Regions from separate parts of the Homo sapiens genome. Here region 2 is linked to region 1. Evidence: read pairs that join two places in POLR2A ChIA-PET (ENCODE). Cell type or tissue: PC-9. All regions are shown on one strand.

Region 1 (4,000 bases):
ATATTCAAGAGAAAAAAGAAAATGAATTTTCAACCAATGATGCAAGTGAACGCTGTTGGGATTTTTCCAGTAGCTGCTAGAACATTGCACCTTTTCAGTACAGTGTCTTGATAATGCCAATACTCATTTTGTGCCTTCTCTAGTCAGAGCCTTCTATCTCCAAGACTGCCTCAGAGAATGAGATCCCAATTCCTTAGAGTAGGCGTGTGATTTGTTGAAATTTATCTGTAGTCCCAGGCAATGTCAGTATACCAAAATGGATGCATTTAGTGTTGAGTACCTTACTATCAATTTCCCTTTCGAGCACTGGAATGTGATAAAGCATTAGAGCTTTACTCTTTGGAGTGAAATGTAATGCTGCATGGGCTGCAAAAAATAGATTGGAGAGAGCTTCTTGCAGCCATTTGTCCCAGTAATTGACCAATAGAGAACAATAAAGCAGTATTCCTCAATACCAATATCCTATTGGAAGCATCTTGCCCTTCCTCTTACACATCTTATAAATTGGAATGCTAGTAGGACAAGCACACTTCTCCATTAAATGGATAAATTTGACCCCTTCGACATGAACAACAGCAGCACAGCACCTACAAACAACAATGAAGAGATCCATTTCCATTGCTTCCCAGAACTTGTGGGCCTCTTTAAGGGCAAAAGTAATCTTTTCACGTTCTATCTTGAGGCAGTGACCAGATTGGCTCTGAAGCTGGTGCCTACATTCGTCACATTCTGGCAGTAGACATCTCCAGCTAACTTTCTTTCCAAGTAACTCCTAAACTTTATAAAATTAAATAATCTGATGAAAAACGTCAGAAGGTATAACCACAGAAAGAATATCATGGCCAACAGAGAAGTGACAATTTCGCCAAAAATTGCTCCTTGCATGTTAAAAATGCATCACGCACATCTGCAATAAGAAGGGATCCTGTTCCCCTGAAAAGCGTAATCTCATAACACATCATTTAATGTGAAAGATCACCTAACAGCCTACTCATTTTTGACCTAACCTAGTGCTCTGTTGGAATAGTTATATGGAAGAAAAAAAGCATGCTTTTTCCAGGTAACAGTCTAGTAGGTTTTCCCGGCTCAATTCCTCTTTTTCTCTGCTATCTCTGGCCCCAGCATGTGATTTTTTTTTTTAAAGCATTGCAAAATGTCAATACACAAACAAAGGAGACCAGAAGCAACCCCCTGCTTATCACAGAATCTTGTTTTATAAACTGAGAAACACTGACATGTAATGAAACCTTATTCCTTTTTTTCCCCTCCTCTTTGTAAATGATTTGCTTCCCCCTCCTTCTTCATGTATAAATAAACAGAAAAGTGTCTGTATATTTGGTGTTTTTTCTCCTTTGGTCTTCATAATCAAGGGCTATTACAGCAATAGATCTTATCTGTGGAATGGCAGTCCCTCTGCACCTTCGGTTCAGGTTTTTGTTTATGCTTGGCTGCCATTGTGGCTGTTCCTGATAGTTTTAGGTCAGCCATGACAGACTATGGGTGACACTAAATAAACAAGCTGGGAGTCTGGGACCAGCCAGGAAGGAGTGGTACTAGGGCTCACAGTTTGATTTTCCTTGATTAATCACCCCTTTTATTTAGAAGAACTTATTGTGTACAGTACCTGCTTGTCTGGCTAAGCAAATTACACCATCAACCAGCAGGGACTTAGAAATCCTCATAAACAAAGAGAAACAAGGAAGACAGGTACAGCTTACTCAACTGCAAAGTGAAGCTGCAGCATGATCAGGGCTGTTTATTTATTTTCAAATAGTGTATAGCTCTTTCTTCTGCTGCTTGTTATCCTGCTCTGACCTAAGTAACCTTGTCAAGCCACCTCCCAGGTTGCCCAGATCGCCACAACCAGCAGACTAATCATTCTGAATGATAAGAAGGAGCATGAGTTTTTTAGTGATCAGTGTGTCAGTATCTATCTTGGCTCCCCAGAATCACTCTTCGTGTGTGTATGTGTGTGTGTGTGTGTGTGTGTGTGCGCGCGCGTGTTACAGCTACTAGGTTTAGAGAGGAGGCTGCCGAATGGCGCCATGCTTTATTGTATTTTCTGCTCTGCAACTCAGTTCAGAATCATCCCCTGTGTTTCTACTGTAGAGCAAGCACTACAGCACTCACTGTAAAATCATCATTATCCATTAATTTCCTCAAATTGGGCTCATGAATTAAGCAAAGATTTGTGACTTGCATAGCCGGCTATAACCACCTGGGAAGAAAACAATTTACTCCTCAAACTATGCATAGTGTAAAGACATGACTGTCAGGAATATTGAGAATCTTCGATTCACATTCAGCAGGTTAACTAACACAACGTCCTGAGAGTTGTCCACATTGCAATAACAAAGGTAAGTATAATAATAAAATTCAGAAAAGTCCCAAATAATTCAATTAGAAAAACAACTACTACCAAAAGCTATGAACAGAGAGTTCATGGACAAATATGAATATAGACCTTTACCAGTCATTAAAGAGGAATAAATATCAACATTATCAAAATATAATTTTTCACCTATCAAAAATGCAGCATTTAAAAATCACGGGTGTTACTCTGTACTGGTGAAATTATGGTGATTTGGGTTTTCTTATACTCTCCTGCTGCCAATGAGAAAATACATTGACATGATCTTTCTGGAAAGTTAAAATTCCTGTGGCCACCGTCATATTCTAAGGCAGTTCTTAAACTTTAATGTGTATTAGAATCACCTGGGGATCTTTTTAGAAACTCATGTTCTGATTGAATAAGTAAGTCCAGGTGGGGACTGAGTCTTTATTTCCAACAAGCTTAAAGGCAGTGGGAATGCTGCAGGTTCAGAAACCACATTTAAATTAAAAGTACTAGGAGGCTCCCCAGCAGTTTCCCCAAAAGGGCTTGTACTATGGAAGTGGATGTGGAAGGCAGGCAACAGCACACAAGTGGCGACCAGGGTATAAGACAGTGAGAGAAAAGGATGACCCAAAGTACAGCCGATGCTTTAAGCCTAGAGCTTTCTTAAGAAGTTGGTGAGTTCTATTTTGGATGTGATATTTGGAAGAAACCAGTGGTGTAATCTTAAGGATATTTGTAAAAGGCAGGGGGACATGCACGTATAGAGCATCAAAGAATGTTTAGAGTAGAGGCATATTAGGTTGAACCATATGAAACTGCCAAGAGTCAACCACTTTTAACCTACAAAGATGGCCATTTCATATGGTTCAACCTGTTAAATTTGAAGATTGGTTTAATGGAGATGATAATTGGACATACGAAGGTACATGAGACTAGCAAAGCTAAGCATGAAGACTGAGGTTGGGAAATGTCCACTTTTAGGGAATAAGCAGAGAAGGTGAAATAAAGGAGTCTGTGTTGGTTTGTTAGGATTGCCGTAATGAAGTACCGCAGACTGGGTAGATTATAATAAAAATCTATTTCTCACAGTTCTGGAGGCTGCAAGTCGGAGATCAAGGTGTCAGCAGAGACAGTTTCTTCTGAGGCCTCTGTCCTTGGCATGTAGATGGCTGTCTTCTCCCTGTGTCTTCATGTGGTCTTCCTTCTCTACATGTCTATGCCCTAATTTCCCCTTCTTATAATGACACCAGCAATATTGCATTAGGGCCCACTCTGATAACCTCATTTTAATTGAATTCCTCTTTAAAGACCTGATCTCCAAATGTAATCACATTCTGAAGTACTGTGGGTTAGGACTTCAATATATGATTTTGTGGGGGCAACACAATTCAGCCCATAACAGAGACCAATAGGGAATTTTTAAAAAGATAGGAAGAGCCAGCATTGCATTCTCAGAGTCTGGAAGAAACAGTCTCAGCAGTGAGCCCCATAAACAAGAATGCAATGTGAAGGTGATAGATGAGTTGTTGGAAGGGGCCAATGGACTCAAGATTTGAAGGTCTTTGCTGACATTTGGAAAAGCAGTTTGAGCGATAAAATTGGCTGTGGACTCAGTCAGAATAGGAAGGGAAAAGCAGTTTGAGTGATAAAATTGGCTGTGGA
Region 2 (4,000 bases), 1.6 Mb before region 1:
TGGGGTTTTGGTGTGAATGTCCTTTTTTATTGATGTTGATGCTATTCCTTTCTGTTAGTTTTCCTTCTAACAGTCAGACCCCTCAGCTACAGGTCTGTCTGGAGGTCTACTCCAGACCCTGTTTGCCTGGGTATCACCAGCAGAGGCTGCAGAACAGCAAATATTGCTGCCTGATCCTCCCTCTGGAAGCTTCATTGCAGAGGGGCACCCGCCTGTTTGAGGTGTCTGTCAGCCCCTACTGGGAGGTGTTTCCCAGTCAGGCTACATGGGGGTCAGGGACCTGCTTGAGGGGGCAGTCTGTCCATTCTCAGAGCTCGAACGCCATGCTGAGAGAACCACTGCTGTCTTCAGAGCTGTCAGACAGGGACATTTAAGTCTGCAGAAGGTGTCTGCTGCCTTTTGTTCAGCTATGCCCTGCCCATAGAGGTGGAATCTATGGAGGCAGTAGGCATTGCTGAGCTGTGGTGGGCTCCACTCAGTCCATGCTTCCCAGCTGCTTTTTTTACACTGTGAGCTACTCAAGGTTCAGCAATGGCAGATGCCCCTACCCACATCAAGCTGCCGTGTTGCACATTGACCTCAGACTGCTGCACTAGCAGTGAGCAAGGCTCTGTGGGCATGGGATCCACCGAGCAAAGCACAGGAGGGTATTTCCTGGTCTGCCAGTTGCTAAGATTGTGGGAAAAGTGCAGTATTTGGTCAGGAGTGTACCGTTTGTCCAGGTACAGTCTGTCACCACTTCCCTTGGCTAGGAAAGGGAAATCCCCCAACCCCTTGCACTTCCCGGGTGAGGCAACGCCCTGCCCTGCTTCAGCTCTCCCTCCATGGGCTGCACCCTCTGTCCAACGAGTCCCAATGAGATGAACCAGGTATCTTAGTTGGAAATGCAGAGATCACCTGTCTTCTGCGTCGATCTCACTGGGAGCTGCAGATTGGAGCTGTTCCTATTTCGCCATCTTGGAAGTGATCCCCCTTAATCCTGAGTTATAATTTGATTGTGCTGTGGTCTGAGAGACTGTTTGTTATTATTTCTGCTCGTTTGCATTTGCTGAGGAGTGTTTTACTTCCAATTATGTGGTCAATTTGGAATAAGTGTCATGTGGTGCTGAGAAGAATGTACATTCTCTTGATTTGGGGTGGAGAGTTCTGTAGATGTCTATTAGGTCTGCTTGGTCCACAGCTGAGTTCAAGTCCTGGATATCCTTGTTAATTTTCTGTCTCGTTGATCAGTCTAATATTGACAGTGGGGTGTTAAAGTCTCCCACTATTATTGTGTGGGAGTCTAAGTCTCTTTGTAGATCTCTAAGAACTTGTTTTATGAATCTGGGTGCTCCTGTATTGGGTGCATATATATTTAGGATAGTTAGCTCTTCCTGTTGCATTGATCCCTTTACCATTATGAAATGCCCTTCTTTTTCTTTTTTGAACTTTGTTGGTTTAAAGTCTGTTTTATCAGAGCCTAGGACTGCAACCCCTGCCTTTTTTTTTTTTTTTTTTTTGCTTTCCATTTACTTGGTAAATCTTCCTCCATCCCTTTATTTTGAGCCTATTCCATCTTTGCATCTGAGATGAGTCTCCTGAATACAGCAAACTATTGGGTCTTGACTCTTTATCCAATTTGCCAGTCTGTATCTTTTAATTGGGGCATTTAGTCCATTTACATTTAAGGTTAATATTGTTAAGTGTGAATGGGATCCTGTGAATACAATGCTAGCTGGTTATTTTGCCCGTTAGTTGATGCAGTTTCTTCATAGTGTTGATGGCCTTTACAATTTGGTATGCTTTTGCAGTGGCTAGTACCGGTTTTTTCTTTCCATGTTTAGTGCTTCCTTCAGGAGTTTGTTTTTTTTTTAAGGCACGCCTGGTGTTGACAAAATCTCTCAGCATTTGTTTGTCTGTAAAGGATTTTATTTCTCCTTCACTTATGAAGCTTAGTTTGGCTGGATATGAGATTCTGGGTTGAAAATTCTCTTCTTTAAGAATGTTGAATATTGTCCCCCACTGTCTTCTGGCTTGTAGGGTTTCTGCAGAGAGATTCACTGTTAGTCTGTTGGGATTCCCTTTGTTGGTAACCCGACCTTTCTCTCTGGGTGCCCTTAATATTTTTTCCTTCATTTCAACCTTGGTGAATCTGACGATTATGTGTCTTGGGGTTGCTTTTCTCAAGGAGTATCTTTGTGGTGTTCTCTGCATTTCATGAATTTGAATGTTGGCCTACCTTGCTAGATTGGGGAAGTTCTCCTGGATAATATCCTGAAGAATGTTTTCCAACTTAGTTCCATTCTCCCCATCACTCTCAGGTACACCAATCAAATGTAGATTTGGTCTTTTCACATAGTCCCATATTTCTTGGAGGCTTTGTCATTACTTTTTATTCTTTTTTCTCTTAGTTTGTCTTCTTTCTTTATTTCATTAAGTTGACCTTCAATCTCTGATATCCTTTCTTCTGCTTGATCAATTTGGCTATTGATACTTGTGCATGCTTCACAAAGATCTCGTGCTGTGTTTTTCAGCTCCATCAGGTCATTTATGTTTTTCTCTAAACTGCTTATTCTAGTTAGCAATTTGTCTAACCTTTTTTTCAAGGTTCTTAACTTCCTTGCATTGGGTTAAAATATGCTCCTTTAGCTCAGTGGAGTTTGTTATTACCCACCTTTTGAAGCCTACTTCTGTCAATTTGTCAAATCGTTCTTTGTCTAGTTTTGTTCCCTTGCTGGTGAGGAGTTGTGATCCTTTGGAGGAGAAGAGACATTCTGCTTTTTGGAATTTTCAGCCTTTTTGCACTGCTTTCTCCCCATCTTTGTGGATTTATCTACATTTAGTCTTTGATGGGGTCTCTGAGTGGACGTCCTTTTTGTTGATGTTGATACTATTGCTTTCTGTTTGTTAGTTTTCCTTCTAACAGTCAGGCCCCTCTGCTGCAGGTCTGCTGAAGTTTGCTGGAGGTCCACTCCAGACCCTGTTTGCCTGGGTATCACCAGCAGAGGCTGCAGAACAGCAAAGATTTCTGCCTGTTCCTTCCTCTGGAAGCTTCATCCCAGAGGGGCCCCCCCCCACCCACCAGATGCCAGCCAGAGCTCTCCTGTATGAGGTGTCTGTCATCCCCTACTGGGAGATGTCTCTGAGTCAGGAGACACGGGGGTCAGGGACCCACTTGAGGAAGCAGTGTGACCCTTATCAGAGCTTGAATACTGTGCTGGGAGATCCGCTGCTCAAGCCTCAGCAATGGTGGACGCCCCTCTCCCCACCAAGCTCAAGCTTCCCAGGTGGACCTCAGACTGCTGTGCTGGCAGCAAGGATTTCAAGCCAGGGGATTTTAGTTTGCTGGGCTCCGTGGGGGTGGGACCCACTGAGCCACACCACTTGGCTCCCTTGCTTCAGCCTCCTTTCCAGGGGAGTGAATGGTTCTGTCTCGCTGGCATTCCAGGTGCCACTGAGGTATGAGAAACAAAAACTCCTACAGCTAGCTCAGTGTCTGCCCAAATGGCCGCCCAGTTTTATGCTTGAAACCAGGGCCCTGGTGACATAGGCACCAGAGGGAATCTCCTGGTCTGCAGGTTGTGAAGACCATAGGGGAAGCACAGTATCTGGACCAGAGTGCACCGTACACAGACCCTCACGGCTTCCTTTGGCTATGGCAGGAGATTTCCCGACTCTTTGTACTTCCTGAGTGAGGCAACACCCCACCCTGCTTCAGTTCACCCTTCCTGGGCTGCACCCACTGTCCAATCAGTCCCAGTAAGATGAACCGGACACCTCAGTTGGAAATGCAGAAATCACCCACATTCTGCATCGATCTCGCTGGGAGCTGCAGACTGGAGCTGTTCCTATTTGGCCATCTTGCCAGCCTATCTCTCTTGAAGTTTTTTTTTTTTTTTTTGACTCAGAGATTATTTTAAAATGTGTTGCTCAATTTTTAGGTATTTGGAGACTTTCCTGTTGTCTTTCTGTAATTAATTTCTAATTGATTCCATTGCTATTTGAAAACATACTTTGGTTT

Evidence for each region. ChIA-PET counts read pairs that join two places held together with the same protein. Peaks named below come from ENCODE experiments on the same cell type or tissue, not always from the same donor. Only the 100,000 strongest peaks of a DNase experiment are listed, where the experiment ranks them.
Region 2: POLR2A ChIA-PET joins it to region 1 with 11 read pairs; 2 of 35 experiments call an interaction of 5 or more read pairs at or near these places.

Annotation. Positions count from the first base shown.
Region 1 is chr15:35,725,924-35,729,923 of GRCh38, reverse strand. The region is part of intron 2 of DPH6-DT (DPH6 divergent transcript); the gene reads right to left. Among named protein-coding and RNA genes, the nearest start is that of DPH6-DT, 180 kb to the right of the region's middle. In PC-9, no CTCF peak of the experiment used is centred here; a DNase peak (open chromatin) is centred at 1,543; H3K27ac peaks cover 1,333 bases.
Region 2 is chr15:37,316,929-37,320,928 of GRCh38, reverse strand. No RefSeq gene overlaps it. Among named protein-coding and RNA genes, the nearest start is that of MEIS2, 220 kb to the right of the region's middle. In PC-9, no CTCF peak of the experiment used is centred here; no DNase peak of the experiment used is centred here.